Regions from separate parts of the Homo sapiens genome. Here all the other regions are linked to region 1. The links are chromatin contacts, found by Hi-C or POLR2A ChIA-PET in ENCODE. All regions are on one chromosome and are shown on one strand. The core of a region is the stretch at or near the end of the contact, and the rest is flanking DNA. Distances in the headings are between cores, read along the strand shown. Region 1 has its middle 15 kb from the start of NSUN4. Region 2 holds the start of AKR1A1 (aldo-keto reductase family 1 member A1). Region 3 holds the start of NASP (nuclear autoantigenic sperm protein). Region 4 holds the start of GPBP1L1 (GC-rich promoter binding protein 1 like 1).

What was found. A loop is a pair of places that touch in the nucleus more often than their neighbours do. ChIA-PET counts read pairs that join two places held with the same protein, here RNA polymerase II (POLR2A). Pooled maps may share reads with other maps.
Region 2: a map with no recorded cell type shows a loop between it and region 1 (4-fold over the local background). The contact joins the promoter of AKR1A1 here to the enhancer-like site in region 1. A Hi-C loop is called at or near these places in 1 of 37 single-sample maps with no recorded cell type and 2 of 50 pooled maps. POLR2A ChIA-PET finds 5 or more read pairs at or near these places in 3 of 52 experiments (activated B cell, activated CD4-positive, alpha-beta T cell and activated T-cell).
Region 3: a loop to region 1 is called in a map with no recorded cell type, with 6 times the contacts of the local background. The contact joins the promoter of NASP here to the enhancer-like site in region 1. A Hi-C loop is called at or near these places in 6 of 37 single-sample maps with no recorded cell type and 5 of 50 pooled maps.
Region 4: a loop to region 1 is called in a map with no recorded cell type, with 6 times the contacts of the local background. The contact joins the promoter of GPBP1L1 here to the enhancer-like site in region 1. A Hi-C loop is called at or near these places in 9 of 37 single-sample maps with no recorded cell type and 4 of 50 pooled maps.

What each region holds. Positions count from the first base shown.
Region 1 is chr1:46,323,498-46,328,950 of GRCh38, forward strand. No RefSeq gene overlaps it. Among named protein-coding and RNA genes, the nearest start is that of NSUN4, 15 kb to the right of the region's middle. RefSeq lists an enhancer at 5,260-5,453. Within about 2 kb of position 2,219, at least 3 of the 41 ENCODE cell types and tissues checked have a DNase peak (open chromatin) inside an H3K27ac peak, as active enhancers do.
Region 2 is chr1:45,548,050-45,553,502 of GRCh38, forward strand. It overlaps AKR1A1 (aldo-keto reductase family 1 member A1), which reads left to right and starts at 2,777. Exons shown (of 9, transcript NM_153326.3): 1 at 2,777-3,106. RefSeq lists enhancers at 2,460-2,519, 2,570-2,799, 3,030-3,249.
Region 3 is chr1:45,580,914-45,586,366 of GRCh38, forward strand. It overlaps NASP (nuclear autoantigenic sperm protein), which reads left to right and starts at 3,128. Exons shown (of 15, transcript NM_002482.4): 1 at 3,128-3,292. The coding sequence starts at 3,234. RefSeq lists enhancers at 1,744-1,793, 2,204-2,263, 2,714-3,023 and silencers at 2,554-2,613, 3,524-3,823.
Region 4 is chr1:45,682,465-45,687,917 of GRCh38, forward strand. GPBP1L1 (GC-rich promoter binding protein 1 like 1) reads right to left here and starts at 4,069. Exons shown (of 13, transcript NM_021639.5): 1 at 3,948-4,069; 2 at 3,112-3,156. RefSeq lists enhancers at 3,685-4,283, 3,910-4,059, 4,120-4,169, 4,240-4,359, 4,380-4,709.

The DNA of each region.
Region 1 (5,453 bases), core at 969-3,468:
GCAACATAGGGAGACCCTATCCCTAAACAAACAAAAAAATGAGCAGGGCGTGGTGGTACATGCCTGTGGACCCAGCTATTCGTGAGACTTAGGTGAGAAGATTGCTTGAGCCTGGGAGGTTGAGGCTGCAGTGAGCTATGATTGCTCCAGTTTGGGCAACAGACTGAAACCTTGTCTCAAAAAATTAAAAAATGAAAAAGAAACCAGTAAGTAGGAGAAAGAGATATAAAGAAAGATATAGGCCGGGTGCGGTGGCTCACGCCTGTAATCCCAGCACTTTGGGAGGCCGAGGCGGGCGGATCACCTGAGGTCAGAAGTTCGGGACCAGCCTGACCAATATGATAAAACCCTGTCTGTACTAAAAACACAAAAATTAGCTGGGCGTGGTGGTATATGCGCCTGTAATCCCAGCTACTCGGGAGGCTGAGACAGGAGAATCGCTTGAACTCGGGAGGCGGAGGCTGTGGTGAGCTGAGGTTGCACCATTGCACTCCAGCCTGGGCAACAATAGTGAAACTCCGTCTTAAAAAAAGAAAGAAGGAAAGAAAGAGAGAGAGAAAGAAAGAAAGATACAGAAATAAAGATGTATTTTTAATTTTAAAAATATAGGCCGAGGCCGGGCGTGGTGGCTCACGCCTATAATCCCAGCACTTTGAGAGGCTGAGGCAGGCGGATCATGCGGTTAAGAAATCGAGACCATCCTGGCCAACATTGTGAAACCCTGTCTCTACTAAAAACACAAACATATTAGCTGAGCGTGGTGGTGTGCGCCTGTAGTCCCGGCTACTCCGGAGGCTGAGGCAGGAGAATCGCTTGAACCCGGGAGGTGGAGGTTGCAGTGAGCCGAGATCTGTGCCACTACACTCTAGTCTGGCAACAGAGCGAGACTCTGACTCAAAAAAATAAAAAATAAAAAATACACACACACACACACACACACACACACACACACACACACGAGTAATTTTACATGAGGTAAAATCTTATGTGGTAAATTCTTGTCCTAGAGTGAAATGACTGGTTATTTATTTTATTTTATTTATTTATTTAGTTTTATTTTTTGAGATGGAGTCTCGCTCTGTCACCCAGGCTGGAGTGCAGTGGCACGACCTCGGCTCACTGCAAGCTCCGTCTCCTGGGTTCACGCCATTCTCCTTCCTCAGCCTCCCGAGTAGCTGGGACTACAGGCGCCCGCCACTGCGCCCGGCTAATTTTTTGTATTTTTAGTAGAGATGGGGTTTCACCATGTTAGCCAGGGAGGTCTCAATCTCTTGACCTCGTGATCCACCCACCTCAGCTTCCCAAAGTGCTCAGATTACAGGAGTGAGCCACCGCACCTGGCCTATTTTATTTTATTTTTGAGATGGAGTTTTCCTCTTGTTGCCCAGGCTGTAGTGCAATGGCACGATCTCGGCTCACCAAAACCTCCGCCTCCCGGGTTCAAGTGATTCTCCTGCCTCAGCCTCCCGAGTAGCTGGGATTACAGGCATGCGCCACCACACCCGACCGATTTTGTACTTTTTAGTAAAGACGGGGTTTCTCCATGTTGGTCAGGCTGGTCTTGAACTCCCGACCTCAGGTGATTCACCTGCCTTGGCATCCCAAAGTGTTGGGACTACAGGCGCCCACCACCACGCTGACTAATTTTTTTGTATTTTTTTAGTAGATACAGGGTTTCACCGTGTTAGCCAGGATGGTCTCGATCTCCTGACCTCGTGATCTGCCCTTCTTGGTCTTCCAAAGTGCTGGGATTACAGGCGTGAGCCACCGTGCCCGGGTGATAAGTTCTTAAAAGAAACAGGTTATAGTATTGAAAAGCAAAATTTCTTGTAATTTTTTTTTTTTGAGACAGAGTCTCACTCTGTCCCCCTACCCCGAGAATCAATTACAACCAAAATAAAAGAGCCTTTAATAGGTATTGTTAAGTACCCCCAACTACTATTAACCTTTAGGAAATCACTAGCTGGGTACACCTGTCCAATATTAAACCTGTTTCTTATGAGTCCCTGTAGGAGTAAAAGGAGGACATCATGACCTACACTTGTGAACTTGTAGCAGGATGAGCCGCAGACAAAACCTCTCAGACACCGAGTTGTAGAAGGAAGGGCTTTATTCAGCTGGGAGCATCGGCAAGCTACTGCCTTAAAATCCGAACTCCCCAAGAGAGCAATTCCTGTCCCTTTTAAGGGCTCACAACTCTAAGGATTTCACATGAAAGGGTCGTGATTGATTTGGAGCAAGCAAGGGGTACGTGACAGGGGCTGCATGCACCGGTGGTCAGAGAGAAACAGAACAGGGCAGGGAGTTTCACAATGTTCTTCTGCACAATGTCTGGAATCTATGAATAACATCGGTTTTTAAGTTATGAGTTGATTTTTAACTACTGGGTTTAGGCCAGGCAGGCCCAGGCTTGGTTTCGGGCCTGGCGCTGGGCTGCCTGTCTTTGGTTTTACTTCCTTGTTTTTTTTTTTTTTTTTTCTTAAAATAGGTACTGAGTATAAAACAATATAAAACAATATGAGAAGGTCTCTCTCTCCCCTCATTTCCCCCCTTTGAGACTCTCACTTTCTATTAGTGGGAGTTCTGACTTTTATTTTTGCTACTTATGTCTTTTTGTGCAATAGATTGATAGTGATTTATATAGTACACTTGTGCTAAAGCATTTTGGTGAACTAAGATAGTGATGAAGCTTTTTATCATTTGAAGAAGTACAGGTAGCAAACAAGGAAGCAGTAAACAGGTTCTTATTACTATTATAAATTCTATTATAAGAGTTTTAAATCCTTCTAGTGCTGGGAACTAATTTTTAAACATGGCTTCAGGATCGAATTCATGCTACACTTGCATGGGCACATGTGTCAGTTTTGTCATATTTTTAACTATGTCTTTAACTACTTGCCTTTGATTATCTATGTGTAGACAGTAATTAGTAAGGTTAAATTTCTTATAGACCTCTCTTTCAGCTGCTAGCAAGTAGTTGAGAGCCAATCTATTTTGATAGATAGCATTTCTTATCTGAGTTTCTTGCTGGGCCAGAATAGTCAAGGCTTGACTGGTTTTACTAGTGATGATTTCTAAAACAGCTTGCAGCTGTATGATTCAGTTGAGCATGTAAGTGGGGGTCCAGTATCCCCATGAGCCGTCTTGTGTCTAAGTGGCAGGCCTATAGTATTATATAATTTTTTTTTGAAGGTCATTTATCATCTTTCCAATTTCCTATGGCTATGCTTCATTTTCCGCGGGAAGCATAGACAGGGAAGCCCAGGAGTTTGCCTGTTTTTATGGTCAGTAGAAAGAAAGATGGTTTAATAGTGCCAATAACACAACTACCTGTCCACTGGTCAGGCAGCTTAGCTTAAGCTCTATGTCTACGTATTCAGTATAACTTGGTGGGGGCAGTCCAGTCCCGGTGGAATTCCAGGTGGGCCCAGACAGTCTGCAACCTTGGAAATTTACTGAATGGATCTCTTTCTATATAATTGGAACTTCACCATGTAACTGTTTTTTTGCGGTACCATTATACAGTTCTTGGCCCAAACAACTAAGACATCCTATAGAATGAGTGAATTCTTTCTTTTTTCTAGCTATGTAATATTGTCCAATAATTGAGACTTTTAGAACCTAGAGATGATCAGGGTGATTCTTGTGGGCCAGGAATTCATCAGGAACTGCGTCTGTAGGCACTAATTCTTGGGCTTTTTATGGCCATTGAGCTCTTATTACAGTTTTTTCACAAACATAACATGAAGTGACATTTAGAGACTGGGCTACACGCTCGGCTAATTGCAAAAACAAATTTCTGGTTTTTCCTGGAGTCTCTTGGTACTGGCAAATTTAGTTCATCATAGAAAGTCTGAAATACTGGTTCCAGAGAGAGTTTACAAAACTCCTCTTTTACTAAGATATTTGCTGTAGGACCTAGTCTTTTCCTATTGATGCCCAGAGATACGTGTTCTCCTTTTTTCTACCTTGGGTTTAAGGGATTTGTAATTATTAATTTCAAGGGGTTCCAATGTCCACTCGTATAGGAGGGGCTGCATTCTCCTTTTTGGAGCTAAACAGGATCTTTTTCATCCTTTTTCTAAGTAGTCTAGATGACACAAGACCAGTAATTACACACATTTGCACATGAGCTTAATTCATGGCAGATATACTTATTTCCTGCCGTGTAAACTTTTTTTTTTTCAACTTAAAGAACTGCATCTTATTTTATGCCAATTACTATTGATAGTGGCACAAGCATTAAATTTTAGGGTTATATGCTTGGAGACCCCTCTTTCTTCTGTCCTAGCTATTACTTTACTTGTGTCGCCTAGAAAAGGACCAGTCATTAATTTTATTTTAAAAACTGATCATGGGAGGCTTAAAATGGGTCATAACACGCATCAGGTTGGTTATTTCCTGGGCTACATACCTTGGATAGAATTGCATTATACAAACAACTTTTAGAGTCCTGGTACACTTATAATAACCATAAAATAATAAGACTTTAGCAATCTTTTGTCCCTCAGTGACTTGATGTATATACTGGGAACAGCCCTCAGTCTTAGGAAGGTCAGTTGAAGTCCTTACAATACAAGTCCAAATTTTAAGGAAAATGAGTCCCCTGCTATGAGTTTCCTCATGCTTCAGCTGTGTGTGGACCAGTCAGCTTCCGGGTATGACTGGAGCAGGGCTTGTCGTCTTCTTCAGAGTCACTTTGCAGGGGTTGGCGAAGCTGCTCCCATCCGCGTACAGCTCCCAGTCTACTGCTGTTTAAGGATGGTCTCGGAGTTTGGGCCCACTAGAATAAACTGAGTCCAATACTTCTACACAGTTATGTTTAACTGGGCTCTCTGATACAAGATGCCCAGCAAGATGGCGGGGTTTAGGGTGTTGCAAACTTCAATGGTTATGCAGGGATTTTCACAGAGCAAGCTTTGGTATCTAGTTAGTCCAGCATTCATTAGTTAATGGTGTCCTTTGGTATTTATTAAAATCACCACAGCATGGGGGGACTTTAGGTTTTGCCTAAGAGTTAGCTTATTTGCTTCTTGTGCTAACAGGGCCGTTGCTGCCAGGGCCCTTGGACGTGGGGCCAGCCTTTGGAAACCCCGTCTAGTTGCTTTGAGAGATAGGCCACTGGCCTTGGCCAGGGCCCTACAGTCTGGGTTAAAACTCTAACTGCCATTTTTTCTCTTTCTGACACATAGAGTGTAAAGAGTTTTGTCAGGTCAGATAGCCTCAGGGCTGGGCCCAAAAGGAGTTTTTTTTTAACTCATGTAAAGCTCATTGTAATAGATGTAGTTTTTCTAATCTACATTTTTATTGACTGTCATCTATCAAAATATTGACTTAAATCCTGTAACTATTTGATTTCAAGCTTTAAATTGATCTGGTATTCCTTGCGGGGCTCCAGTTGCATCTAAATAGATGTGAGAGTTGAAAGACCTATAAGGAGCTTCTCTCGCTTT
Region 2 (5,453 bases), core at 1,527-4,026, 770 kb before region 1:
CGAAGACCTGGGCTCCAGCAATCCTCCCACTTCAGTCTCCTAAACACCTGGGACTATAGGTGTGCACCACCGTGCCCAGCTAATTTTTATATTTTTTGTAGAGATGAGGTTTCACTATATTGCCCAGGCTGGTCTTGAACTACTAGGCTCAAGTGATCCTCCCTTCTTAGTCTTCCACAGTGCCGGGATTACAGCCATGAGCTACTGTGCCTGGCCTGTAGGTTCTTCTTTTACGTATTTTTTTTTTTTTGAGACGGAGACTTGCTCTGTCACCCAGGCTGGAGTGTAGTGGTGCGGCTCACTGCAACCTCTGCCTCCTGGGTTCAGGCGATTCTCCTCCCTCAACCTCCTGAGTAGCTGGGACTGCAGGCGCGTGCCACCATGCCCAGCTAATTTTTGTATTTTTAGTAAAGACGGGGTTTCACCATATTGGCCAGGCTGGTCTCGAACTCTTGACCTCGTGATCTGCCCGCCTTGTGCTGGGATTACAGGCGTGAGCTACTGCGCCCGGCCCCTTTTTTTTTGAGACAGAGTTTTGCTCTTGCTGCCCAGGCTAGAGTGCAATGGCACAATCTTGCCAAACGCAACCTCTGCCTCCTGGGTTCAAGTGATTCTTCTGCCTCAGCCTCCTGAGTAGCTGGGATTACAGGGATGTGCCACCTCACCTGGCTAATTTTGTATTTTTAGTAGAGATGGGGGTTCTCCATGTTGGTCAGGCTGGTCTCGAACTCCTCACCTCAGGTGATCTGCCTACCTCGGCCTCCCAAAGTGCTGGGATTACAGGCGTGAGCCACCATGCCTGGCCTATTTTATTTTTTTTTGAATACAGGCTGGAGTGCAGTGGCGCGATCTCAGCTCACTGCAACCTCCGCCTCCCTGGTTCAAGTGATTCTGTTGCCTCAGGCTCCCAAGTAGCTGGGATTACAGGCTCGCATCAATACATCCAGCTAATTTTTTTTTTTTTTTTTTTTTTTTTTTTTTTTTGAGGGGCAGTCTCGCTTTGTCAAGAGGCTAGAGTGCAGTGGCTCGATCTCGGCTCACTGAAACCTCCGCCTCCCGGGTTCAAGCGATTCTCCTGCCTCAGCGTCCTGAGTATCTGGGACTACAGGTGCGCGCCACGACGCCTAGCTGAATTTTTTTTTTTTTTTTTTTTGAGATGGAGTTTCACTCTTGTTGCCCAGGCTGGAGCGCAATGGCGCAATCTCAGCTCACCACAACCTCCGCCTCCCAGGTTCAAGCAATTCTCCTGCCTCAGCCTCCCGAGTAGCTGGGATTACAGGCATGTGCCACCACGCCCGGCTAATTTTGTATTTTTAATAGAGACGGGGATTCTCCATGTTGGTCAGGCTGGTCTCTAACTCCTGACCTCAGGTGATCCGCCTGCCTCGGCCTCCCAGAGTGCTGGAATTACAGGCGTGAGCCACCGCACCCGGCCAAGTCTGATTGTTTTTATGAGGATGGCCTGATACATTAGACATTTGGTCCACCAGGACATCACTTATGTTGGGGAGACAGTGGGGGATAACGGGGGTGGGGAAATGGGAAGAGTTGCTCTCAGGGAGTAAAGGTGTGGGGAAAAGCAGAGCCAAACCGAGATAACCCTGTGTCTTGCCCATCCCTGCCAAGGAAAACACATACATGCAAGACACCTCTCCACTCAAACAGCACAGACTATTTCAAATCGCAGATGTGTCATTTAATTAATACCTGTGTGACTTTGGGAAAATTATAAATAGCCTTAACCTTGCTGAGTCTGTCCAATCTGTAAAATGGATTATGAATACTTTCCTCACAGGCTTATGGTGTGCTGGTAATATCTTCCTCTGGATGGCAGTTACATTGCAAAAAATAATTTAAAAAAAAGAACTGTATACATTTAAGATTTATACATTTTCTTTCTTCCTGGATGTAGAATAGGAAAAAAAGAAAAAGAAAAAAAAAAAGACTGGTGTATTTTCTGTATATATGCTATACTACGATTTTTAAAAAGGCTTGTACGAAATAAAAGAATATTCCTTTTCGGCCAGGCGCAGTGGCTCACTCCTGTAATCCCAGCACTTTGGGAGTCCAGGGCGGGTGGATCACGAGGTCAGGAGTTCAAGACCAGCCTGGCCAAGATGGCGAAACCCCGTCTCTACTAAAAAATACAAAAAAATTAGCCAGGCGTGGTATCGGGCGCCTGTAATCCCAGCTACTCGGGAGGCTGAGGCAGAGAATTGCTTGAACCAGGGAGGCGGAGGTTGCAGTGAGCCAAGATCGCGCCACTGCACTCCAGCCTGGGCGAGAGCGAGATTCCGTCTCAAAAAAAAAAAAAAAAAAGGAATATTCCTTTTCCAGGATTATTATGAAGATTCAATAAAACCATGTTTATTAAGTGTTAAGCACAGTGCCTGGCACATAACGTGCTGGGCGGGGTCTATGGTCCAGACAGGGGGACCAGGCACTTTCCAGCGCCTGGATCTGCAGACGCGAGGTCTTCTGTATTCTGGCCAATCTTGGTGTTGCAGCTGCTCTCTGGGCCTCAGTTTGCTTGAACTAAATGTAACGGGGCCAACTTAGGTGAACTTTGGGAATCCAGCCAACCTGACTTTAGGGAGAGTATGGAGCCACGGATGGCATTGTGAATCCGGAGGGCCGACACCAGAAGAACCTGCAACGTGGCATCTGCTACCTTACTTCCCCCGGAAAAGCGCCTGCGGCGGCGCCTAGGCGCGCGGTGCAATGTGGGCCAGCAAAAGGCGAGGCTGGCCCCGCCCCTTGCACCGCCCACGTGGCCAGCGCCACCTGCCTCATTGTGCCCAGGAGTTCTCCAAACCCGCGCTGCGGAGTGAGTGACCAAGTTCCGGCCAGTTCGACCTCGAGGATCCAGAGGTGGAGACGGTACTACCTCCCAGCTCTGTTTTCCATCCCCTTCAGGTCCTTCCTCGGGAGGCGGCGAAGGCGGTCCACCCTGCGCGTGATCCTTTATGCCCGGCCCCTGCCCCTCCCTCCGGGTGGAACTTCCCCCTCACCGCCAGACTTAAGCTGAGGATCGTTGGATCTCTGGCGGGGTGCAGAACTGAGCCCAGGCCACAGTACCCTATTCACGCTCTGTGCTTGTGCCAAGGTGAGTTTCTCTTGCTGCTGGCCTATCTTTCTCCCGGAGGAGATGGCCTCGATTCTTTACTACTGAAATGTAAGCCCCTGGGGTTGAGTGGAGAGCGCAGAGCACTGGAGGGGACGAGACTTGGTTTCGGATTTGAGCTCTTCTTTTTCTCTGTATGATCTCTTGCTAACTTCCCAGTTTCTCTGAACCTGTTTCCTCAGCAATAAAATGAGGTCCTACATTAGAACTGTAGCAAGAATTGAGATAAAGCTTTGAAGGCGCACAGCGCATACTAGGTGATCTGCAAGTTTTAATTGCCATCTTTTTGTTTGCTCACCTATGTGCTTTTTCCAGCTGCTCCGGCTTTCTTATGCAGGTGCAGGGATAGTTCTCAGAAGTGGGGAGAAGTGGGGATAATTCTCTTACTTAGACACCTGCTTTGGGTCTGAGAAAGTCTGACATGTTATTCTGTTGCCCCAGAACTCTGTTAAAGTAAGACACAGATCTGAACCTTCACTGGATGAGGCTACTGTTAATTAACTCTTCCCCTTCAGATCGTTCATACTCAGGGCTGCAGGCCTGTTACTTTTCCAAGATCTGTTTCCTTATCTTTAATACAGGAGCAATCTCAGTATGATTCTATCTGGTCCACTGGGATTTTTTGCCGAGTATAGTAAAGTGCTTTGATATTCTCCAAGAGGATTCTTTTCAGGTTTTCCAACAGGTAAAGGAAGAAGGTGACAGAGGCAGCGACTTCCTCAAATGTCCTTCCAGCTGGCCAAACTCAACCTGTCAAGATCTCTCCCCCATAAGCTGTGTGTGTGTGGTGTGTGTATTGTGTACATTGTATGTATGTATGTATGTATGTATGTATGTATGTATGTATGGGACAGGTACTCTAGGAGTGAGGGGTTCAGGCAGATGACAGGCTCAGACCTCAAGGAGTAGCCAGGTTTGTGGGGGAAATTTATATATAAACAGAAAAATGTAGTGATGTGCACATGCTATCAGTACATGGAAGTAGCCATCCATTTATTTATTTATTTATTTTCTTTTTAGAGATGGATGGGGGTCTCTCGGTCTTTTGCCCATGCTGGAGTGTAGTGGTGGAATCCTTGCTCAGTGCAGCCTCAAACTTCTGGGCTCAAATAATCCTGCCACCTCAGCCTTTGGACTATAAACTACATGCCACTGTGCCCAGTTAATCTTTAAAATAAAAAAAAAAAAATTCCCCCTAGCAAGCAGACTCAGAAAGAAAAAAACAAATTTTTGTAGAGACAGTGTTTCCTTTTGTTGCCCAGGTTTCAAGTGATCCTCCCGCCTCAGCCTGCCCAGGTGCTGAGATTACATGTATGAGCCACTGCACCTGGAAAGGAGCCAGAAATGTGAAGTGCTAGCTGAAGGATGAGCAGCAGCTAGCCAGGCAAAGGTAGGGTTTGGGGAAGGAAAGTGCACACACCTAGAGTCAGGTAAGTGATGTGACCCTGTTGAGTGTTCAAAGTCTGGAATACAGTCTGACATGAGGAGGTGGTGAAATGAGAAAGATAGAAGCCAGGTTTTGAGAAGCCTGGACTTTATCCTGAATATAGGGGAGAATTGCTGGAAGGGTTTGAGACTGGGAGTCACATGGTTGGATCTGGTGATGGACTGCGGGAAGAGGGACCACTCTGGAAGCCAAGATCTGTGGTTTAAGTAAAGAGTGATGGTCAGCTGGGCACAGTGGCTCATGCCTGTAATCCCAGCACTTTGGGAGGCCAAGGTGGGTGGATCACCTGAGGTCAGGAGTTCGAGACCAGCCTGGCCAACATGGTGAAACCCTCTCCGTACTAAAAATACAAAAAGTAGCTGGGTGTGGTGGCACACACCTATAATCCCAGCTACTGGGGAGGCTGAGGCAGGAGAATCACTTGAACCCGGGAAGCAGAGATTGCAGTGAGCCGAGATCATGCCACTGCATTCCAGCCTGGGCAACAGAGTGAGACTCTGTCTCAAAAAAAAATTTAAAAAGGCTGGGCACAGTGGCTTATGCCTATAATACCAGCACTTCGGGAGGCTGAGGCGGGCAGATCACGAGGTCAAGAGATGGAGACCATCCTGGCCAACATGGTGAAACCCCGTCTCTACTAAAAATACAAAAATTAGCTGGGTGTGGTGGCATGCGCCTGTAGTCCCAACTACTGGGGAGGCTGAGGCAGGAGAATCGGTTGAACCTGGAAGGCGAAGGTTGTAGTGAGCCGAGATCACACCACTGTACTCCAGCCTGGCGACAGAGCGAGACTCTGTCTCAAAAAAAAAAGAGTGGTGGTGGTCAGAGATGGGGCAGTGGCAGTGGAGGTAGATATGGATGGACTAGAGAAAGATTTAGGAA
Region 3 (5,453 bases), core at 1,878-4,377, 740 kb before region 1:
CTCAAACTCCTGACCTCAGGTGATCTGCCTGCCTCGGCCTCTCAAAGTGCTGGGATTACAGGCGTGAGCCACCCTGCCTGGCCTTATTTTTATTTATTTATTATTTATTTATTTTTGAGACAGAGTCTCACTCTGTCACCCAGGCTGGAGTACAGTGGTGCGATCTCAGCTCACTGCAACCTCCACCTCCTGGGTTTAAGTGATTCTCCTGCCTCAGCCTCCTGAGTAGCTGGGACTACAGGCCCCCACCACCATGTCCGGCTAATTTTTGAATTTTTAGTAGAGATGGGTTTTTACCATGTTGGCTAGGATGGTCTTGATCTCCTGACCGTGTGATGCACCCGCCTTGGCCTCCCAAAGTGTTGGGATTACAGGCGTGAGCCACTGTGCCCAGCTATTCATTTTATTTTATTTATTTATTTTTTGAGATGAAGTCTCGCTCTGTTGCCAGGCTGGAGTGCAGTTGCACGATGTCGGCTCACTGCAAACTGCCTCCCAGGTTCAAGCGATTCTCCTGCCTCAGCCTCCCGAAGTAGCTGAGATTTCAGGCGCCTGCCACCACGCCTGCCTAATTTTTGTATTTTTAGTAGAGATGGGGTTTCACCAGGGGATCCAGGCTGGTCTCAAACTCCTGACCTCAGGTGATCTGCCCGCCTCGGCCTCCCAAAGTGCTGGGATTACAGGAGTGAGCCACCGCGCCCGGCCTGCATCCAGCTATTTATTTTTTTTTGAGATGGAGACTCACCATCGCCCAGGCTGGAGTGTAGTAGTGCAATCTCAGCTCACTGCAACCTCCAACTCCTGGGTTCAAGTGGGTCTCTTGCCTCAGCCTCCCAAGTAGCTGGGATTACAGGAGCCTGCCACCACTCCCGGCTAATTTTTGTATTTTTAGTAGAGATGGTGTTTCACTATGTTCGCTAAGCTGGTCTCGAACTCCTGACTTCAAGTGATCCGCCTGCCTCAGCCTCCCAAAGTGCTGGGATAACAGGCACCTGCTACCACGCCCAGCCTAAAATATATTTTAAAATATATTTCTCTGAGTTCCTCAAGGTAGAGTCCATGTCTTTTGTCCCCAGAACCTAGTACAAAGTCTTGTACCTCAAAGTTGCTCAGTGAATATTAATTTAATGGATGAATCGGTCACACCAGTAATTGCAGAGGTTTTCTCAGGCCCTAGCCCTGGCTGCAAGGACTTTGGAGAGATCTCCCCTCCCAACACCCTCCATTTACCACATCATCAGACTGTGGTAGCCATTCAATGAGTGCTTAGCGTGAATTCTACACAGTGCTAATTACCTGTAATTCTCACAATGTCCTTAAGCGGTGGCTACTAATATGTCTTCATTTTACACTTAACCTTAATCCCAGCTACTCGATTACAATCCGGGTTACGTGACCTGGCTCACGTCACCTAGCTAATAATGGAAGAGCCCATGTATGTTTGCCATAGGAATTGGCATTTTCACGTCCAGCTCTCTAGCCCCAAAGATTTCAACCTCTTCGAGCCTTGACAGATTGGAATAAGAATCCTCTCCAGGAATCTTTCCCAATATGCTGGAACCTAAAGGGAAATAAAAACCCCTACTCCGATCAGCGTAGACTGGGCCATGGTGAAAAGGAATGGATGATACTCCAGGTGTGAGGAATTGCAGCTTTTTAGCCTGCCAGTTATTTTTCACTCAGCCATTTGCAGGAAATGAGGCACACTGCTTTCCATAACTGATTTGTCTTGCAACTTTCTGAACAAGTCACAGCTTCCCCTTTTTTTTTTTTTTGAGACGGAGTCTCGCTCTGTTGCCCAGGCTGCAGTGCAGTGGCGAGATCTCGGCTCACTGCAACCTTTGCCTCCCGGGTTCAAGTGATTCTCCTGCCTTAGCCTCCCGAGTAGCTGGGATTACAGGAGCCTGCCACCACACCTGGCTAATTTTCGTATTTTTAGTAGAGACGGGGTTTCACCATGTTGGCCAGGTTGGAACCTTGGCCTATTTATTTATTTATTTTTGAGACGGAGTTTCGCTCTGTTGCCCAGGCTGGAGTGCAGTGGCGAGCTCTCGGCTCACTGCAACCTCTGCCTTCCGGGTTCTAGTATTCTCCTACCTCAGCCTCCCGAGTAGCTGGGATTACAGGCGCCCGCCACCACGCCCGGCTAATTTTTGTATTTTTTAGTAGAGACGGGGGGGTCTCACCATCTTGGCCAGGCTGGTCTTGAACTCCTGACCTCGTGATCCACCAGCCTAGGCCTCCCAAAGTGCTGGGATTACAGGCGTGAGCCACCGCGTCCGGCCCCTTGGTTTATTTTTCTAAGAAACAGACTAACACTGATCTCACTAGTAGCATTGTTAATATTAAACAAGATAGCTAATAGCTTTAAAGCGTCTAATCACGGTACCCCCACGAGTAGTAGTCACACAGCAAATCATAGGCAGGAGTGGACAAACAGCGCTGGGAGCATTAATTCTGGTAGATTTGGAGTCTGGGCAGGGCCTAAGAGGATGGGATCAGCGGATTGGGCCAGCCAAAGGGGGCGGGTTCAGAGGGAGGAGCCAGCTGCCTCCCGCTGCAAGCCCCGAGCTTTGAATCAAGCGCGGTAGTTTCAGCTGTAGCCAATCCTAGAACAAAATCTTTTTGCGTCAGTTGTTGCTGAGGCCTAGATCTCACCCAGATCAGTTCTAGTCGCTGCTGCTTGTACCCGTCCTCGGCCCTTGCGTGTCCGTCCGTTACGACTCAGAGGACGGAGAGAAAGTCTAAGTCACCTTCCTCAGTATCCAGGCCGGAAGGAGACTCTCAGCTACTCGCCCTGAACATGCAGAGCAGCACTGGCTTCCCTGTCTCTGGATGCCGCAGGGGCGTCCTGTCAGGAGTTGTAGTGTCAAGATTCCAGTTCTTCTTATGCGACTTGCTGGAGAAGCAGGAAGTTGCTGTTTATTGGAGAAGTCGGGCTAGGGAGGGAAACAATCCCGCGGAGCCATATGGAGAGGGCAGGAGGTGTCTAGATAGTGGTAGGCCGGCGGGGGACGGAGGGTATGGGTGGTGAGTCCTGGCCCTTTAAACCCGAGGGGGAGGATCCGGAAGTGGATGGGCGGGGCGAAGGGTCCTCGTATATAAAAGGGCCCCGGCCGCGCGGGGTCTCTAATCTGCCATTTTCTGTCCCTGAGTGAGTCTCTGGCGTCCCAAATTGCCTGTTTTTCTCGCAGGCTCTATTCCGTTCGCTGGTTCGCCACCTCAGGGGAACGATGGCCATGGAGTCCACAGCCACTGCCGCCGTCGCCGCGGAGCTGGTTTCTGCCGACAAGTAAGCGGGACTGTGGAAAGCTTAAGGCACTGGCCAGTCCGCGGGGAGGGCTAATGGACGGGGGCTCCGGAGAAGGGGCAGACCGGTGGGCGGGAGTACTTGCCTTCCCAAGAGCAGCTGTCGCTGTTCGGGAAGGCCTGGTCACTGGAGCAGTCCTTCTTTTGCTGAGAGCCTCGCGCAGCAGCGGTAACGGCGGTCGGCTGGCGCCCCCTGCCCCGCTTTTCGCGGCCGCCATCTTGCCGGGGGCAGCGGCGGCTGTATCCTTCGCCTGCCCCTCTCCTTCCTCCCCCAGCCCGGGGCGGTTGGCCGGGAGGCGGGGCCCTGGCGCGCGGGTTGGCCTTCACGCCCCTTCTGTCCCCAGCGTGTGCCTCTGGTAGAACCCCTGGATAACCCGGGAATATAACCAACGAAGATTTGGCGCCAAAAGGGAAAAAAAACCTTGCACGAGGAAGGAGGCTGGACCTGAGGGGTCGGGGTGGGCGGGGCCTTGCTGAGGGCGGGGTTTTGCGCGCGTGCGTTCGCTTCCCTCGCCGGCCCTGGGGCAGGGGGCGGGGCCTTGAGGAGGCGGGAAAACTCCATTGTTTGGGGCCGCTGCGGCTCCAGCAGGAGCTTTGGACTATCTCCGTGGGGCCGGCGAGGCTAGTTCCCCCCGACACCTCGCTCACGTCTTGTGCTGGGAGATAGTTATCGCTCCCCGCGACTCCGTGAGCCCCTGCCTGTGGTGGGGAGGATTGTCGTTCTTTAGACTTTGGAGGTGGTGTCTGTTTGGGGGGAACATTACCGGACGTAAAGCGTCTTCAGGAAGCGCTGTCTGGAGCTCTCACCAGCACTGTTTGGTTGCTAGGTGAATCGGCAGTAGTATGCACGAAGTGGAGAAGGACTGGAGGGAAACAAGATAGGATTGTTTTGAAAGCGGCACAGTGCCACTCAGGCGTAATCTGTTTTTTGAACAGTGGAGGGAAACACTACACGAGTTCAAGGAAACAAGTGCTGTTTCCCATACAGTAGGTCTGATTTCCCAATCTTGCCATATTTTTTTAGGCATCTGGTTCTATTTTTTTTTCTAATCTTGTGCGCTTTAGAGGTTAGTTGCCTTCCCTGTAAAAGGAATGGTTGCTGTGAAGTTTTTTAAATTGATATTCTATAGGCTTACACTCTGTCATGATTATGTCTTTGTTTGTTTATAGTTAGAGATTTACGTATATCTCTGCTTACCACCTTTTCTCTCTGCGTTCTTGTAGAGCAGTGGTTCTCAAGTCACCCTGAGAATCATTTGGGAACTCATGGGAAATACAATTTTAATTTCAAACTCCCATTACCTGCCTCTTTCCCCATTGATTCGATATAAGCAGTATAGATTGGGCTTGGGAGTCGTGCTATAGCTATTATAAAAAGAGCTGCTTTTTATAATGTTTCCTAGACAGCTCTAGCAGTCAGTATTTCACTGACAGCTGTGTGTTTTTGTTTTGTTTTTGCAGACAGGGTCTGGATCTCACATCCAGACTGGAGTGTAGTGTTGTGATCATAGCTCACTGCAACCTCGAACTCCTGGGCACAACTGATCTTCCCTAGTAGCTTGGGACTACAGGTGTGCCACTACACCTGGCCAATTTTTTGTAGATACAAGGTCTTAATGTTGCCCAGGTTGGTCTCAGACTCTTGGACTCAAGCAGTCCTCCCGCCTTGGCCTCCCAAAGTGTTGAGGTTACAGGCGTGAGGCACGGCGCAGGGCCAGGTGTTTTTGTTTTTGTTTTTTGAGGTAGAAGTATGCAACAAATACCTCTTGCAGGTCCCCTGTGTCTAGCCAGAGTTAGGTCATTAGTGAATTTAGTTTCCTGGCAGGTTATACATAGAGAAAGTTTATGTATATGTGGCTAGAAGAAAGCAAACCATTTAGTTCCTCACAGCATAAATTGAAAGCTAAAACTGAGCAATTATATGTGCTGGGTGTGTGGGGGTGGGGGGGCAGGGTCTCTGTCACCCAGGTTGGAGTGCAGTGATGCCATCTCGGCCCCCTGCAGCCCCTACCGTGCCGTGTGTGTGTGTGTGTGTGTGTGTGTGTGTGTGTGTGTGTGTGTGGTGTGTGTGTGTGTGTGTGTGTGTGGTGTGTGTGTGTGTCACCCAGGCTGGAGTGCAGTGATGCCATCTCGGCCCACAGCAG
Region 4 (5,453 bases), core at 2,819-5,318, 640 kb before region 1:
TATCTTAGAAAAGGAAGGTGAACTTAATGACTTTGTTAAAATCAACTCCTTTAAGAGTAATTGCTTTTTATGTTATCCTCCAACTATTAAGTATTATCTGTTAAACCGTAAAGTTCTTTGTTTTATGGTCATCTAGATACTCCCAATCCCTAGTTTCTTAACAAAAATAAATGATTGAGCTGTTTTAGCTGAAAAATGATTCAGCTAACAGATCAATTATTTGCCTTAGTAAAGAAAAATAATAGGCTCTTTTAAATGTTTGCCTAGCACGTTTGAAATCACCTATAAAAATTCAATTTACATAACATTAGAAATATATCTACCTCAGTTAAAGTATACCTGTGGACAAAAGTTCAGTTCCTCTTACTGAACTATTTTCCAAGTTTGATTATAGGCTGTTTGAGGCAGATTTCAGTGGGAAATAGGAAACACTAAGTCTGATTTAGAAGTAACTTGGGCAATTAGGTCTCTAACAGCACAACCACGTATTAAATTCCAGACAACAGCAACTACAGCCACTTAGGGGGTATGTTATTTTTCCCCTCATCTATCTGAACAACCATAAATACACCAAAATTTGCCTTTCCCATTAGTTTTTTTTTTTTTAGTTGGAATCCTTTAAAATTTTGTCTGCCTTTCATCTTTTAGACCAACAGTCTTACTTTCATGTTTAAAGGCAGTGACCATAACAGTCAAGTTAAACACAACAACTTAGATTGCCTAAATTTGAATATAGGCCTTTTTTTTTTTTTTTTTTTTTTTTTTTTGAGAGGGAGTCTCGCTCTGTCCCCAGGTTGGAGCGCAGATCTCGGCTCACTGGAAGCTCTGCCTTCCGGATTCATGCCATTCTCCAGCCTCAGCCTCCCGAGTAGCTGGCACTACAGGCGCCTACCACCACGCCCAGCTAATTTTTTGTATTTTTAGTAGAGACGGGGTTTCACAGTGTTAGCCAAGATGGTCTCCATCTCCTGACCTCGTGATCCGCCCGCCTCGGCCTCCCAAAGTGCTGGGATTACAGGCGTGAGCCACCGCGCCCGGCCTGAATATAGACTGTTACCTACCAGCTGGATGAATCTCTGGACTCCTTTTCCTCAACTACAAAATAGGGTATAAAACAGTATCTACTTAGACCTGGCGCTGTGGCTCACGCCTGTAATCCCAACACTTTGGGAGGCCAAAGTGAGCAGATTGCTTGAGTCCCTGAGTTCGAGACCATTGCTTGAGTCCCTGAGTTCGAGACCAGCTTGGCAATAGGATGAACCCTCCCCCTCCTCTCTAATAAAATACAAAAAAAAAAAAAAAAAAAAATTAGCTGGGTGCGGTGGCACGCACCTGTCGTCCCAGCTACTAGGGAGGTTGAGGTGGGAGGACTGCTTAAGCCTGAGAGGTGGAGGCTGCAGTGAGCTGAAATCATGCCACCGCACTCCAATCTGGGTGACAGAGTGAGACCCCGTATCAAAAACAAAACAAAACAAATAAACCAGTATACTTATAAAAGTAAACAACAAGCCGGGCGGGGGCGGTGGCTCATGACTATAATCCCAGCACTTTGGGAGGCCAAGGCAGGCGGATCACCTGAGGTCAGGAGTTCAAGACCAGCCTGGCCAACATGGTGAAACCCATCTCTACTAAAAATACAAAAAATTAGCCAGGCGTAGTGGTGAGCCCCTGTAATACCAGCTACTCGGGAGGCTGAGACAGGTGAATCGCTTGAACCCAGGAGGCGGAGGTTGCAGTGAACAGAAATCAAGCCACCGCACTCCAGCCTGGGCAACAAGAGCGAAACTCCGTCTCAAAAAAAAAAAAAAAAAAAGAAAAAGAAAAGAAAAGAAGGAAAAAAAAGTAAGTAACAAATACAAAGCACTTTAAACAGCAGTCAGTCCCTGGCACATCAGAGTTATAGCCATAAAATAAAGATATGCAATCTTCTGAAGTATGATTCACGATTGTGTCTTATCTTTAACTCAAAATTAAAAATGAATTACAAGCAGAAATGTGCACCAGATTTCTTATCATTCTAAATTTAAATGGTTGAATGTGTCCTCCTCAGCTAAGCATTTTAACAGCCACTGATGAGCAATCTAGTAAATTGAATTCGCTCAAAATAAAGGTTTCCCCAAGAGTTCCCCCCACACCACAAATCAAGAGCTCTGATAAAGACACCATCCAGAATCAACTGAATGTTTATATTAACATGTACAAACCACTGAGTACCCCCCCAAAAAATCAATATCTCACTCCAGTTTAGTAGTTAACAGTGACAAAACACAAAGCAACTAGCTTGTAATTTCTATTAAAAACTTTAAATATTTTTCCTGTAAAACCACCAAAATAATTTAACAACAACAACAAAAAATCCTAGGGGTATTAACAAAAACCAACTTTTGTATTTGAAAAAACGTCAAAAGGTACATTGAAAACTGACTCCCTAGGAAAGATGAGTTTATTTTACTATTAATTTCAAAGTTCTCATTCACAATTAGCATTTCACTCTTTTATCTTTTAAATAGATACAGGCTTCAGCACCTTTCCAAATATTGAAATTTATTGGTTTTGGTTTCCAATCTATGACTTTTTGTTTAAACTTCTGGATCTATCGATTAAAAAAAAAAAGCAAACAAAAGACAGTCTCTTGTTCAAAAGGGCACGACAATCAGGTACTCCATACCTAAAGTATGTTTTCACTTGTTAAAATGTCTTACACTATTCTAGTAAATATCTCAAACTTAATAGCACCCTAATTTCCTTTCAAATATTGGATAAAAAAGACCTTAGAAAAGATCAGCAGTCTACTAAATTACAAATATAAGTCTAATGAGGAGTGACTACCAATCACTTTACTTTTGGATAAGATTTACACAAGAACACGACTTACTACTAAACTAAAACATGAACCACTATTATTAACTGTATTTTTCTGGTAAGCAATAAATGTCAATGTTAAAAATATTTCAACAAATATGACAAGCCAACTTCAGAGCACGAAGTTGGCAGATAAAATTGACACCACAGCACAATTTCAAAACTATAAGCAACTATTAAACACACACACCACCGCACCGCACCCATTCTTATGTAAACTTTTGGAATAGTCAACTTTGTGAGCCTCACCTTTGTTTTCACCCAGCATAAGGAGAGTTAAAGGTGAGACACCAACTGCAAAAAACCAAAATATCAAAAGATTCAGTTAATGTCCCCACAGGGGAAAGGACTAAAATCTTTAAACGTTAATGTATTTAAGTAATCGAAGGGCAGGGCACTTCCCCAAGCTACAGCCATTTTGGATTCAGACTGTCTTTCGAATTTCACGGGTTGGGGAGAACTAGATTTAAAACAACAGAAAAAAAATAACACTTAAAACATTTCAGGATCGACCAGCTTTCCCTGCCCCTCCAAGGAAAGGAGGTTGGTAGATATCGGATAGACTCAATCTAAGCGAAAACACCTCGCTACCACAGAGAACCGGAAAGCTGGGGGTTAAAACTTTTTTCCCCTCAGATATCCAACATTTGACTTACACTTTTTCCTCCTTAGGTTTTCCTTTGAAGGAAAACAAAAGCCCTTAGCTCTCATTTCAAGAAGGAAAGAAAAAAACCCGTAAGCCAAGTCACTCAACGAGCACCAAGCCGGATCGCCTGGAGAGGAGCCAAAGAGCCGCAGGTGAGCGTTCCGACCCGACGACCGAAGTTAAAGTAGGAGCGCTTTCGCGGAGCCCCGGCGACGCTCGCGTGCAAAGCTCCATGCACGGGGGAGGCGGGGGTGCCGCATCCGAACCACTTGACCCGTGGGCTCCGCTCGCCCCTCTCGGGTCGGACCTATACCCAACCACCTGTGTGAGAGCTTCTTTCAACTAGTTTTAACAGCCCGTTGGTTAGGCACCGGGCGGAGCCCCGCGCCAGAACGACTCCAGGATCTCCTACTGCCCCGTTTCCCAAACTCCCACTCACCGGGCAGCGGCGGAGCTATGGCCAGGGACTAGACGCTGCGTCTGAGGACGCGTCCCCAGCTTGTCGACCCGGCAGAGGCGGCTAGTCCACAACCATAACAAAGCTCTTCCCAAAATGGCTGCCCGGCCCACAAGGTCCAGGAGGGGCAGAGCGGGTGGAGGAGGAGGAGCGACCAGCAGCACGGCCCTCCCATCCCCCGTCCGACCCCGCCTTACACACGCCCACCTGAAGAAGCGCATGCGCAAGGGACTGCTCCGGCGACCCTCCCGGACGCCAGTTCCCTACGCTGCCAACGTTCGGCCTCCAGAACGGCGGTTATGCCCTGCCCCGCCCCCGGCTCCCTTCTTCGCCGCTTGAGGCGGCGCATGGTCACCTCTGCCCCCTACAGAATTGAATCCTCTGCCTTTCCTCGTGCCGCCTGAGGCACGGACAAGCCTAGTTTAGTACGCCCCTTCTAACCCCCTTGCCCACTTCCAGGGCCTGGGCGCGTATGAATGAGTGGGTGGGTATGCATGTGTGTATCCCTTTTTTCTTCACCCTCCCACAGCCCGCCCCTTGGCCAGTGCGCGTCCCGAAACTACCTCTACAAGGACTTGCAAACCGGTTTCGGAGGAACGTGTGTTTTCCGGCCCTTTCCCACCTTCCGCTCCTTACTTCTCGTGTGCGCGTCGTTGAGACTCCAGTCCCCAGCGGGCCACACGGCCTGGCCCCGGAGGCTGCGCGGCTGCGTCGGCCGCGCTACCCGCTGGGAGTAGTAGTTCCCCTGGAGCGCAGGCGTCACTCCCCCGCCCAAGCGAAGGGCGGGATTCCGGCGAGAGCCTGCGCTTGCGACAGTGCCGTTTCTCCTACCTGAAGTCTCATTGGGTATCGCACTACTGGAAGGGGCGGCGCTGCCATGACAGAGAAGGCAATAAAACTGAAGGCCTAGCTCGACTAAAAGCGCTTACTATTAAGGAAGACTTCGCTGTGGCTCCATCCGGCACGGAAAGCTAAACCGTGTAATGGCTGGCAACCAGGAAGCTAGACTACCTAGAATCCGGAGGATTGGAGGGACTGGCCGGCGTGGGCCCCTGAGATCTCCTACTACATGTCTTCAGTTTTATCCATAGACACGGAAGGGCACTAAAATTGCCTGGTGCCATTTCCTGTGAAACAAGTCTAGATAAGAGAAGGGACTTGCCCAAGGTCACATAGCCGAGAAATAAAGCCGAGGGCAGTAGGAGAAATGATCTGACTTTCCGAACCACCCCCAAGCCTAGGGCCCTTATCACCACACCTTTCATGGAAGTGAAAATCCTGCTCTTGTGCTCTTTAACCCTTAATGAAGTTTATAGGTCCCAGCAAAGAAAATGGATGTAAGAACTGGGCTTTTTTCCCCCTCTAAATGATAGTAAAGGGCCCTAATGCAGTGAGATGTGTCCCCATAGGCCTTATAAACCCTGTTTTGCAAAGTAAAACATAAGTCCCACAGATGGCAAGCAATTCAGGTCACACTGGGCCTAAAAT